2 separate regions of the Homo sapiens genome follow, and region 2 is linked to region 1. The links are chromatin contacts, found by Hi-C or POLR2A ChIA-PET in ENCODE. All regions are on one chromosome and are shown on one strand. The core of a region is the stretch at or near the end of the contact, and the rest is flanking DNA. Distances in the headings are between cores, read along the strand shown. Region 1 has its middle 4.4 kb from the start of CYP8B1. Region 2 holds the start of NKTR (natural killer cell triggering receptor).

Region 1 (6,763 bases), core at 1,321-3,820:
TCTCTTAAAAAATGAATAAATAAAATAAACCAGTTGTATTAGTCCATTTTCACAGTGCTGATAAAGACATACCCGAGACTGGGTAATTTATAAAGAAAAAGAGGTTTAATGGACTCACAGTTCCACGTGGCTGGGGAGGCCTCACAATCATGACAGAAGGCGAAAGGCATGTCTTACATGGTGGCAGATGAGAGAATGAGAACCAAGCAAAAGGGGTTTCCCAGTACAAAATCATCAGATCTCATGAGAATTACTCACTACCACGAGAACAGTATGGGGAAACCGCCCCCATGATTCAATTATCTCCCACTGGGTCCCTCCTACAACAGGTGGGAATTATGGGAGCTACAATTCAAGATGAGATTTGGGTGAGGACACAGCCAAACCATATCACCAGTCATGCAAATAGCTAAGGAAAGAACATTTCAGGCAGAAAGAACAAAGACAAAGGACTTGAGGAAGGCCCTGGGACTGGCAATATGGCAGCGGATGAAGAGCTGAAGTTCTGAAGTAAACAGAGTGATTAGACTCTTGGTTGTACCACTTGCTAGTTGTGCAACTCTAGACAAGTTACCAGCCCTTGAAATCTCAATTTTCTCCTCTGTAAAATGAGGGCATTTTTGCTTCATATGGTTGGGTGCATAAAATCACTAACATAGCAAGTCAGAGACCCAAAAAAAGGCCTGCTTGCAAGGTAGGCCCCTGGCTAGTGTCTGGGAACTTCACTTTCAAAGTGCGTCCAGTCAACACTTAACCAATAAGAGTAGTTCGTTATGCCTTGACTATTTGTACAAACATGATTTATAATGAATATCTGCTTTCCTTCTAGGAGTCTGGAATTTTGGTATGTGCTAGGCAGAAGGTGCCTACATGACCAGTCCCCCGATAAAAACCTTGGGCACTGACTAATTTTTGAGCTTCCCTAGTTAGAAACATGGCACATATGTTGCTGCGTTTCCATTGCTAGGAGGAGTAAGCTTTGTGTGATCTCTCCTGGCAGGGAGAAAGAACTCGGAATCCTGCACATAGATTCCTCCAGACTCCACCTATGTCTTTTTCCCTTATGATCTGGTTATGTATCCCATCAGATGGACAGGCAGAGAATTCTGGCTCTTCCTCAGGCAGAGGCTGGCTTGCCCGTGGGAATTCAGCCCACGTGGCTGCCCTCCCCACCCTCCCAAGGGGCTAGGGACCAGCAATCCAGTTGTAATCAATCTTAGTCATGATTACAACTGTATTCTGAGTCCTGTGAGTTCTTCTACGGAATCTCTGAACCGGGTTGATATAAGGGTTAGATGGCAAAATACGTGAATTTCGTGTAATATTAGCTCAAGGTAAGTTCTCAAAATAAGAATGGTGATGGTGTTGGTGGCGATGGAAATGATCAGCATAGAGCCATCCCCTGGCTAGAAGCTCAATGCCAATCATTCCAATTCCCACCCTATCCCTCCACCCTCTCACACTATATGCCCTCGTTATCTCTTGGCAAATTAGTGAATGTACAACCCAATACCTTTATAATAGCATCTCACTGCTGGCGAGTACGTCAAATTCAGTACCTCTTATTTTGACACATCAGAATAAAGGTCCAGAAGGGTAAAACAAAATGTTCTGGGTCATGCCATAAATTGGTGGAAAAGTTGGGACAAGAACCCAGGTTTGCCTTTTATGTCCTACACTGGTTCTACGACAACCTGGTATATGTGATTCAGGCTAGCAGTAAGCATAGTGACCCTTGAGTCAGGCTGTCAAGAACCCAGGCTGCCATGGAGGGGGTTCCTTCCCCTCCAGGAAAAACAGAAGGAACCTGGAAAGCTAGAAAGAAACAAAAAGGAGCCATACATAAGCCCTAAGTGAAACGATTATTACCTGCTCTAAAGGCAGGGTGAAATAATTTCTCCCCTGTATTTCCATTTCAATGGTACTACTTACTGCTGGGGGCGAGGCAGTGAGCAAGAGGTGGCACATACTGGGGGAGCAGTCAATATCATCCAGAATTAGAAAAAGGGGCAAACAAGACTCAGGGAAGAGCTAGTGCATCCGGACTAGAGAACCCACAGCGGAGAACCCCAGTAAAGGAACCACAGCAGATAAATAGAATCCTCAGGTCAGTGCCCAGTTGCTCAAAATTCTGGGCCATATATAGAATGAGAAGTCATGACATCAGACAGGAACATGGAACTACTAGGGCCCAGTGTAAAAAACTCAATCCACTGTCCTGCCCACCATGGAATGTGCAAATGAGGTTAGCAATAAAGGAGCTAACCCCCAAAACCCCCCAGGACAACCAAAATGATGCTCTTGCCGGGCTTATGCCGTGAAAACTGCCAGGGGCGTGGGCCGAGGGGTAGTGGTGGGTTCAGCGCGCGAGTCGGAAACAGCTGCGGTGGGGAAGGAAGAAAGCAGCGCCATCAGCACGTCCTCCCGTTGGCCCGGAACCACGCCCTTACTGGGGGCTCAGCCGCCGAACTGACACTCACCGCTCCTGAGCACAAAGAAGGTGCGAAGTGCCGCAGAGCGACCGCCAGAGGTCAGCAACACACTGCCTACTCCCCGCCGCGCCTCCCGGAGACTCCCTCGCTGAGGCTTCGGGGGCCGGAAGTGCACCCGCCCCTTTCCCGAGCGCCCGCGGGCCCTCTGGCTGTCCCGGAGGCCGCCTCCGTGTGTCTTTGGTCCTACCTGGCCCCCTAGCCCACCATCGTAACCCCGCCCCGGCCCCTGACAGTTCCCGGACCGAAGGGGCGAGGAGGGGACGTGCCGCCCGCTCCCGGTGTTGGCTTGAGTTGCTGGTCCCCAGCCCCTCGGGAGGGAGAGGAGGGCAGTCCCGTGGGCTGACTTCCCAGGGGCAAGCCAGTCTCCTCCCGAGGAAGAGCCCGTATTCCCTGCCTGTCCATCCGGCAGCCCTGCGTGGCCCCCGTGGGCTGGCCCCGGACACAAGCGTGGCTGGGCCGGCTGGCGTGAGAGGGGTTCAGTGCCACCGATGTGTCAAAGTCCTAACCCGCACAGAGCCTGCCGGTTCTGCACCCTGTGGAGATTCTTCCCCCTTCTCCGAGTGCCCTGGGCTCATTGGCCCCAGGGTGGATATGCTCTCGGTACCTTGGGACCACCCTGCTGCATCCCCTGACCAGCACCCCTCTTCGGCCGCTAGCACCTCCACCACACACAACACACATTGACTGGGTCTTGTGGTCCTCCAGGCCTCCGCTGAATCAGTGTGGCCCAATCAGTGTGGCCTTCCTGACTGCCACCTCCCTTCATGCTCTGCTCTTCTTTGCAGCATTTGTCACAATTACAGCCATACCGCGAAGATATTGCGGGTTGGGTTTCAAACCTCCATAGTAAAATGAGTCGCACGAATTTTGTTTCCGGGGAATATAAAAATTATGTTTAGACTATACACCATTAAGTGTGCAAAAGCATTATATCTAAAATACATATATATACCTTAATTTTTAAAAAAAACTTTATTGCTAAAAAATGCTAATGATCATCTGAGCCTTCAGTGATTCCTGTCTTCACCCTGGACTGATCAGGGTGGTGGTTGCTGAGGGCTGGGGTGGCTGTGACAATTTCTTAAAATAAGACAACAATCAAGGTTGCCGCACCAGTTGACTCTTCCTTTTAGGAAAGATTTCTCTGTAGCATGGAATGCTGTTTGATAGCATTTTACCCACAATAGAACTTTTTTTCAAAATTGGAGTCAATGCTCTCAAACTCTACTGCTGCTTTACTAACTTTATGTAATATTCTAAATTCTTTATTGTCATTTCAACAGTGTTCCCAGCATCCTCGCCAGGATTAGTTTCCATCTCAAGAAACCACTTTCTTAGCTCATCCGTAAGAAGTTACTCCTCATCCATTCAAGTTCAATCAGGCGATTGCAGCAATTCAGTCACATCCTCTGGCACTACTTCTAATTCTAATTCTCTATTTCCACCCATCTGCAGCGACTTCCTCCACTGAAGCCTTGAACCCCTCAAAGTCATTCATGAGGGTTGGAATCAACTTCTTTCAAACTCTTGTTCATGTTGATATGTTAACCTCCTCCCATGAATCACAATTGTTCTTAGTGGCTCTAAAATGGTGAGTTCTTTCCATAAGGTTTTCAATTTACTTTGCCCAGATCCATTAGAGGAATCGCCATCTACAGCAGCTATAGCCTTACGAAATGTATTTCTGAATACTAAGACTGAAAAGTTGAAATTACTCCTTGATCCATGGGTTGCAGAATGGATGTTGTGTTAGCAGGCATGAAAACAACATTCATCTCTTCGAACATCTTCCTCAGAGATCTCAGGTGCATTGTTAATGAGTAGTAATACATTGAAAAGAATCTTTTTTGTGAGCAGTAAGTCTCAGCAGTGGGCCTAAGTAAACCATGCTGCAAACAGATGAGCTGCCATCCAGGCTTTGTTTTGTTTGTTTTGAGACAGGGTCTCACTCTGTCGTCCAGGCTGAAGTACAGTGACATGATCTTGGCTCACTGCAGCCTCAACCTCCCAGGCTCAGGTGATCCTCCCACCTCAGCCTCCCAAGTAGCTGGGACCACAGGCATGCACCACCATACCTGGCTAATTTTTGTAGAGACAGGGTTTCACCATGTTACCCAGGCTGGGCTCCAAGCTCTGGGCTCAAGCAATCCACTTGCCTTAGCCTTCAAAATTGCTGGGATTGCAGGCGCGAGCCACCACACCTAGCCTTGCTACTTATAGAGTACAGGCAGAGTAGATTTAGCATAATTCTGAAGGGCCCTAGGATTTTCAGAATGGTCGTGAGCTTTGGCTTCAACTGAAAGTCACCAGCTACCTTAGCTCCTAAAAAGAGAGTCATCCTACCCTTAGAGGCTTTGAAGCAGGGCATTGACTTTGCTCTAGGAAAGTCCTTAGATGGTCTCTTCTTCCAATATAAGGCCGTTTCATCTACATTAAAAATCTGTTGCTTAGTGTAGCCATCTTCATCAATTATCTTAGCTACATCTTTTAGATAACTTGCTGCAACTTCTTCATCAACACTTGCTGCTTCACGTTGCACTTCTATGTTATAGAGATGGCTTCTTTCCTTAAACCTAATGAACCAACCTATGCTACCTTCAAACTTTTCTCCAACTGCTTCCTCATCACTTTCAGCCTTCATAGAATTGAAGAGAGTTAAAACATTGCTCTGGATTAGGCTTTGGCTAAGGGAATGTTGTAGCTGGTTTGATCTATGCAGGCCACTAAAACTTTCTTCATATCAGCAATAAAGCTGTTTTTCTTATTATTCATGTATTCACTAGAGTAGCACTTCTAATTTCCTTCAAGAAATTTTTTCTTTTGCATTTACAACTTGGATAACTGTGTAGTGCAACAAACCTAGATTGCAGCCTATCTTGGCCTTCCTCACTAAGCTTAATCATTTCTGGCTTGTGATTTAAAGTGAAATTTAAAGTGATTTAAAGCGCAGCTCTTCCTTACACTTGAACACTTAGATGCCATTGTAGGGTTATTAATTGGCCTAATTTCAAAATAGCTGTGTCTTGGGAAACAGGAAAGCCCAAGGAGAGATAGAAAGAGGGGAGAACAGCTGGTCAGTGGAACAGTCAGAATACACACAACATTTACCAATTAAGTTTGCATCATATATGGGCCCAGTTCATGGTGCCCCAAAACAATTACAGTACTAACATATCACAGATCGCCATAACAGCTGTAATGATAATAATGAAAAAATTTGAAATATTGTGAGAATTACAAAATGTGACACAGAGACACAAAGTTAGCACACACTGTTGGAAAAATGGTGCCAATAGTTTTCCTCAATGCAGGGTTGCCACAAACCTTCAATTTGTAAAAAACATAGTATCTGTGAAGTGCAATAAAGCAAAGCACATTAAATGAGAAATATGTGTATAATTACTTTGGGCAGTGATTTAATATCTTTCTCCCTCCATTAGACCATAAACTGCAAGAGAGCAGGGACTGTGTCTATCTCATTCATGATTATAATCCCAGATCGTAGCAACATTTCTGCCAGTAAGTGCCCAATAAATATCTAGTGAATGGATAGATGGGGCTTCTCCAAGGAAGGAGGGAATGAATAGATGAGTGTGGGTTAATGAATGAGGTAAGAATGAATGTGAAATAATGGTTCATCCATTAAAAACTAGGGGACACGGTTCAGTTCATTGGATTTGGCCCAGTTTCAGACCGAATTCTAAGGTTGAGGAGAGTTGATGATGCCAAGTACTGTGGTGGTCCTGAACAATTAAAGAGGGATTCTGGGAAGCAGAGTGTGGACAGTTCCAACTCCCTGCCAAGGGGAAGCTCATAGGCAAAGGAAGCTCACTCCAGAGGGGATATGGAAGTTCCATACCCTCTTTTGTCTGAAGAGCCGAAGTCCCTGTTCTCAGGTCGTTAGGAAGTTAAAAAGTAATTTGGAGGTTATCAGAACTGATTGAATTGAGTTTGAACCTCACCTATAGCAACAATGGGCCAGGCTGCTTGACTAATGCCTTGGCGTCAATGGTACAGTTTTCTCCCTCTTGAGCTGCTGGCAGGGACCTGGGCTGACATGTCTCAGAAGGCCCTTAGTCAATGATTAGCTTATCTCAAGGCCCCAAGCCAGGGCAGCTGTCAAAGAGGGTCCCCACTGCGTTCTGCACCTAGATCCTCATTGTGAAATGAAGTATGAAGTGATTGAGTGAGGTCTCTATTGTCTCTGACATTTTACAATTCCAGGATTCTGCCTTCTTGTCAGAGAAGTGTATAGGCAAGCAGTTGGGCAG
Region 2 (6,763 bases), core at 1,224-3,723, 280 kb after region 1:
CCTGGGTTCAAGCAATCCTCCTGCCTGGGCCTCCCTAAGTACTGGGATTACTGGTATGAGCCACCATGCTTGGTCATACTTCTACTCTTCAGCAATCTACTATTTTTCTTTTCTTTTCTTTTTTTTTTTTTTTGAGACAGGGTCTCACTCCGTCACCCAGGCTGACATGCAGTGGTATAATCTCTACTCACTGCAACCTCTGCTTCCCAGGCTCAAGCAGTCCTTCAGTCTCAGCCTCCCAAATAGCTGGGACTACAGGCAAAAACTAAGAGAGCCACCATGCCCAGCTAATTTTTTTATTTTTTGTAGAGATGGGGTTTCGCCATGTAGGCCAGGCTGGTCTCGAACTCCTGACCTCAAAATGATACACCCGCGTCTGCCTCCCAAAGTGCTGGGATTACAGGCGTGAGCTATTTTTAATTCTTAATAGAAAATAACCCTGTTATCTAAAGCATGGATTCACTACAAAATAAAGATTAAGGTCCATCAAGGCTTTCTAGTAACACTTATTTAAAAAAAAAAAAAAAAAAGATCAATCAAGGCTAAAAACATTAAAAAGAGAGAGAAGGCAACCAAATTTCCAGGATTATCTCATCCCTTTGCTCGAAACCCTTTAATATCTTCCTACCTCACTGAGTCAGTCCTACAGGCCATTTCTTACTATTCTCTTTCCTCTTCTACTCCAGCCACACTGGGCACCCTGCTGTCCCTCAAACATGCAAGTACAGTCCTCCATTGTTTAATAACCAGGACGGATTCTGAGAAATGTGTAATTAGGCAATTTCGTCATTGTGTGAACATCATGGAATGTATTTAAACACACCTAGATGGTACGGCCTACTACACACCTAAGCTATATAGTCTATTTGCTCCTAGGCTACAAACCTGTACAGGATGTTACTCCACTGAATACCGTAGGCAACTTTAACACAATGAAGTATTTGTATATCTAAACACAGCTAAACATTAAAAAGTTACCAAAAAAAGGTATTATATATAAGACCATTGTTAAAGATAGAAATGTCATTTGGCGCCTGACTGTATACTACTCCTCACCTCAGGGCTGTGCTGTTTCCCTCTACCACGAATGCTCTTCTTAAATACGGCTCACTTCATCTCCTTCTGATACCTGCTTAAATCTCATCTTCTCAAAATGGCCTTGTCTGACCAACTTATTAAAATAGTATCCCAACTACAAGTCACTGTTATTTTTTTCCTAGTTGTCCGTCTTCCCCCCAATAGAATATAAACTATAAAAGGAAGAGGCCTTTGTTTTATGCGCTGCTCTATCTCCAGACCCTAGAACAGTAGCAGGCTCTCATAAGAATATGCAGAACAAGATGTTGCACAAAGACAACACATATATATATGTCTCCAATTAAAACTTTTGTCACGGATAACAAAAAAAGCTAAGAAAACAGTTTGAAACCCTGCACGCTCTGCTACTTAGAATGAAATAACTATGCTTTAGAAGGAAATGTTTCATTTAAAAAAAATACACTAACAAATGTCTGGATTCCCTAAAGACAAACATTAATGCTAAGTGCATGCATGCTGCAATTCTGCTGGTACAAAATGCTCTGGTTTATCACAAAAGATCTTCACTAAGCCATTTTCCCAGGAACCACGAAATTCTAGCTAAAGATTCTTAAGGAAAAATAGAGGCAAAATTAACATATTAGTGATATATCGTGATTAGGAAACACACAATATTTCCTACTAGTTGAAACTTCATAGCACCAAGCAAGATAACCGGAAATCGGATCGGGAGTGTCTGCCTCACGGAGACACTGGGAGAGAAAAAGTCCTCAAAGAACTGCACCTCCTTTTCTTGGCGCCAGGCTGGCTACGAGGACTCAGTCCGGAGATGCAGCGGGGTGTGTGGGGTTTGGCAGGAAGAGGCCCGGACTGCGAGTTAGGGGTGTGCCCAGGCCACCTTCCTCTCCCACTGATTTTCTCTCAAGAGAAAACGGAAAGTTGCCTGCGCCTCCTACCCGCTCCCAAAAAGGCCGGGGGAGGGTTGCTGAGGGTAGACCCCTCCCCTTCGCCAAGGCAGGCCTCGGCCCCAGCAGCGCTCCCCAGTTTCCAGCTCACCCGGCTCCCGGTTGATCTCGATGTCGAAGTGGCACTGCGGCCGGTCCTGCGCCCCCATCGCGACCGAGGTGGCGGCAAGAGCTGGGAGAGAGGGGGAGAAAAGCGGTCAGGGCAGGGGCGAGGGCGGGGGCGAGGGCAGGGGCGAGGGCGGGGCTGAGACGAAGTCCGCGCCACGGTGCCTCACGCCGGCCCGTCGCGACAGCGCAGGAGGCCAAGACGAGGCCCCCTCCCGCCCCGGGCCTCGCGGCTCCCACGCAGCGCGCACGCATGCGGGCGAGCTCTTCACCTGGCTGGCCTCCAGCCTGAGCGGGTCCCCGTGAGCAGAAGAGAAAGCACTGCCACTGCAGCCAAACCCCAACGCCGCTAACGGAACGCCGTCTCCTCCCCCAGGCCGGGCCTCCCAATGCCACGCTAAACCCCGCGAGAGTCGGGACAAATACCGCGAGAGTACAGTCTAGATGGGGGTGGTCAACCGAAGGTGGCGGCAGCGGGGGCGTACGCACGGGGGCGTACGCACGGGGGCGTGTCTGGGGAGCTCTCGAGGAGCCTCCAGCCAGCGCTCCTATACCTGCGCGTTCCCTGTTTGCCCCCCCCTTTGAAGTCAGTCGCCCAATCTGAAAGCCGTGGATGCGCCTGCGCCCTCCATCTCGTCAGGTGTGGCTGTGAGCGCCGCGCATTTTCCGATACCGCGAGACTTCTCTGTTTCCGAGCGCTGTGAAGGAACTGAGTGAATTGAGGCTTTGAGTTTTCGTTAGCCAAGACGTTGTGTTGCTCTGTGTTCTTTTTGGCCGGGAGTGGTTATGTCCGTGTCCTACTGTTAGGTCTTTTAGGCTGAAGAATGCGTTCCTTCCCGCTTTGGCACCAGCGTCACTGGCACCGTTTTTGTCCTGTGCTTACTGACCATTCTGCATCTTTTGTGAAGTTTCAGTTCCAGTCTTCTGCCCGTTTTTAAATCTGGTCCTTCGTGTTTAACAGTTCTGGATACAAATGTTTTGTTAGATATATGTATGCTCTGAATGAAAATCTTTTGTTACATAAATGATTGCGAAGTCTTTTTCCCAATCTGGGCCTGTCGTTTCATTGTTTTGACGTTTTTGGCAAAGAAGTTTTTAATTCTGATTAAGTCAATTGGTCAGTTTTATATTTTAATGGTTTGTGCTTTTCCTGTGCTAGGAAATCTCTGCCTACCTCAAGTTCTTGAAGATATTCTGTGTTCTCATATATGTTTTACATAGTCTTTAACGTGTAAGTCTATGATATGATCTAATATCATTAATTTTTGCTTATGTTGTCAAGTAAGTGTCAACATTTTCCTATTGGGATATACAGTCGTTCCATTACCGTTTGTTGAAAAGACTCTTTTTTTTTTTTTTGAGACGGAGTCTCGCTCTGTCGCCCAGGCTGGAGTGCAGTGGCGGGATCTCGGCTCACTGCAAGCTCCGCCTCCCGGGTTCACGCCATTCTCCTGCCTCAGCCTCCCAAGTAGCTGGGACTACAGGCGCCCGCCACTACGCCCGGCTAATTTTTTGTATTTTTAGTAGAGACGGGGTTTCACCGTTTTAGCCGGGATGGTCTCGATCTCCTGACCTCGTGATCCGCCCGCCTCGGCCTCCCAAAGTGCTGGGATTACAGGCGTGAGCCACCGCGCCCGGCCTGAAAAGACTCTTATACATTGAATTACCTTCGCCTTGTGACCATATATGTGTGGGTCTGTTTCTGGATTTTTGTTCCAATGATCTGTGTCTGAGTACCACACTATTTTATAAGTTTTTTTTTTAAACTATAAAATACACATTACATGGGCGGGCGTGGTGGCTCATGCCTGTAATCCCAGCACTTTGGGAGGCCGAGGCAGGCGGATCACGAGGTCAGGAGATCGAGACCATCCTGGCTAACACGGTGAAACCCTTTCTCTACTAAAAATACAAAAAATTAGCCGGGCGTGGTGGCGGTCGCCCGTAGTCCCAGCTACTCGGGAGGCTGAGGCAGAAGAATGGCGTGAACCTGGGAGGCAGAGCTTGCAGTGAGCCGAGATCGGTCCACTGCATTCCAGCCTGGGTGACAGAGCGAGACTCCGTCTCAAACAAAAAAAATCTATCTATAGATCTATAGATCTACAGATATCTAGATATCTATAGATCTATAGATATATATACACATTATGTGAAAGTTGCCATTTTAACCATTTTTAAGTGTACAGTTCGCTGGCATTAACTGTATTTCACACGGTTGTACAACCCTCAGTACCTCCCATCCGTCCACAGAACATTTTCCATCTTGCAAAACTGAAACTCTGTATTATTAAACAGTAACTCCCCATTTCCCTCTTTTCCCAAGTTCCTGGCAGCCACCCTTCTACTTTCTCTCTGTAAATTTGTCTACTCTAGTATTTGTCTACTCATATGTGAGTAAAATCATGTAATATTTGTTCTTGTAGGCTAGGTGCGGTGGCTCACACCTGTAATCCCTGCACTCTGGGAGGCTGAGGCGGGTGGATCACATGAGGTCAGGAGTTCGAGACCAGCCTGGCCAACATGATGAAACGCCGTCTCTACTAAAAATACAAAAAATTAGCAGGGCGTGGTGGCAGGCACCTGTAATCCCAGCTACTCAGGAGGCTGACGCAGGAGAATCACTTGAACCCGGGAGGCAGAGATTGCAGTGAGCCGAGATTGCGCCACTGCACTCCAGCCTGGGTGACAGTGCGAGACTCTGTCTCAAAAAAAAAAAAAAAAAAATTTGTTCTTTTGTAGCTGGGTGATTTCACTCAGCATGTCTTCCATTTCATCCATGTTGTAGCATGTCAGAATTTCCTTTTTTGAGGCTGAATAATATTCCATTGTATGTGTATATCATATTTTGTCTATCCATTCATATGTCAGTGGATATTTAGATTGCTTCTACCTTTTGGCTGTTGTAAATAGTACTGTTATGAATGTGGGTGTACAAATACCTCTTTGAAACCTGCTTTCAATTATTTTGGATATATGCCCAGAAATGGAATCACTGGATCATAAGCTAATTCCATTTAAGATTTTTCCAGGAATTACCATACTGTTTTCCATAGCTGCACTATTTTACATTTCCATCAGCAGTGCACAAAGTTTCCAATTTTTCCACATCATCACCAACACTTGTTATTTTTTGGTTTTCTTTATTGCCATCCTAATGGATGTGAAGTGGCACACTGTTTTAATTAATGTAGTTTTATAGTAAATTTGGAAATTGGGCTCACTTAGATTGGGTGTCCAATCTTTTGGTTTACCTGGGCCACATTGGAAGAATAATTGTCTTCAGCCATACATAAAATACACTAACACTAACAATAGCCAATGAGCTTAAAATTGCAACAAAATCTCATATTTCTTGAAAGTTTATGAGTTTGTGTTGGGCTGCACCCAAAGTTGTCCTGGGCCACATGTGGCCCCTGGGTGGCGGGTTGGACAAGCTTGACTTAGATCATTTCTGACCTGTTTCTGCACCTATGTCACCTTTTTTTTTTTTTTTTTGAGACAAAGTCTCGCTCCGTCGCCCAGGTTGGAGTGCAGTGGCACGATCTTGGCTCACTGCAACCTCTGCCTCCTGAGATCAAGCGATTCCCCTGCCTCAGCCTCCAGTGTAGCTGAGACTACAGGCACACGCCACCACACCTGGCTAATTTTTTTGTATTTTTAGTAGAGACAGGGTTTCACCATGTTGGTCAGGCTGGTCTCGATCTCCTGACCTTGTGATCTGCCCGCGTTGGCCTCCCAAAGTGCTGGGATTACAGGCATGAGTCACTGCACCCAGCCGTCCATGTCACCTTTTTAAAGTACAGTCAAACCTTTGGTACTTCCACACCATCACAGAAGTGCTGTCCTTTGTTAGAGCTTGCCCATTCTACCTCCCTGAGAGTCCAGTGTGTCTATTAGAGGAGCAGTCTGTAGGCTGAATTGAGAAGCTAGCGGTCTTGGGTCTGATTTTGCTGACAATTACAGACTTGAACAGTATGAAATGTACATGCCTTTCTGGAGATGAAATAGTTTGATAAAGCTAACTTTCATACATGGATTCATGAAAGGAAAGGATGGAGACCATTACCCAGCTTTGTAATTACCGTGTTTAGGACATCAGGCTTCAATGTAAATAGGTTTTAGAGCTCAGGAATGAAATATTTAATTTGGGATATACTTAAACAACTTTAAACCTAGAATTCATTCTTATCTTGACATTCCAGCAATTCTCTTCTTTCTGCCACTGGTTATGTGACCTGAGACAAATCACTTTGATCTCTCTGAAGTTTACTTTCTTCATCTGTAAAATAAATGAGATAAAATATCTCCTTTCTAAGGTTCTGCCTCTCTCAAAGATTATTTTATTCTGTCTTGTGATTTGAAATTATATTTTAGATGATTCGAAGATAAAAGTATGCAATTTGGTCTGTGATTAAGGTGAAGAAACTCCTGGGACAAGGCAGGCCTAGGGCTAGTATCAACCAAAATGACTGACACCTCCTCCATCTCTTCCAAGAGTGGTAGAAAGTTGGTATCCAAAGAGTTTACAAACTCAGGCTTAATTTGTCCATGATTTATCATGAAGAAGAACCACTGGTAGTACGAATTTTCAGGTAATGATTCTGGGGTTCAGCCTTTTAGAGTGTGATTATGCCAGCAATTAGAACTTCAGGGGA

The links. Hi-C counts contacts between places; a loop is a spot of excess contacts on that map. ChIA-PET counts read pairs that join two places held with the same protein, here RNA polymerase II (POLR2A). Pooled maps may share reads with other maps.
Region 2: a loop to region 1 is called in a pooled map, with 11 times the contacts of the local background. The contact joins the promoter of NKTR here to the enhancer-like site in region 1. A Hi-C loop is called at or near these places in 9 of 50 pooled maps. POLR2A ChIA-PET finds 5 or more read pairs at or near these places in 2 of 52 experiments (Caco-2 and H1).

Annotation. Positions count from the first base shown.
Region 1 is chr3:42,876,923-42,883,685 of GRCh38, reverse strand. No RefSeq gene overlaps it. Among named protein-coding and RNA genes, the nearest start is that of CYP8B1, 4.4 kb to the right of the region's middle. RefSeq lists a silencer at 2,327-2,376 and an enhancer at 2,415-2,709. Within about 2 kb of position 2,570, at least 23 of the 41 ENCODE cell types and tissues checked have a DNase peak (open chromatin) inside an H3K27ac peak, as active enhancers do.
Region 2 is chr3:42,596,396-42,603,158 of GRCh38, reverse strand. It overlaps NKTR (natural killer cell triggering receptor), which reads right to left and starts at 2,473. Exons shown (of 17, transcript NM_005385.4): 1 at 2,381-2,473; 2 at 2,095-2,175. The coding sequence starts at 2,152. SS18L2 (SS18 like 2) reads right to left here. Exons shown (of 3, transcript NM_001370300.1): 3 at 6,225-6,763. It also overlaps a transcript of SEC22C not described here. RefSeq lists a silencer at 2,170-2,379.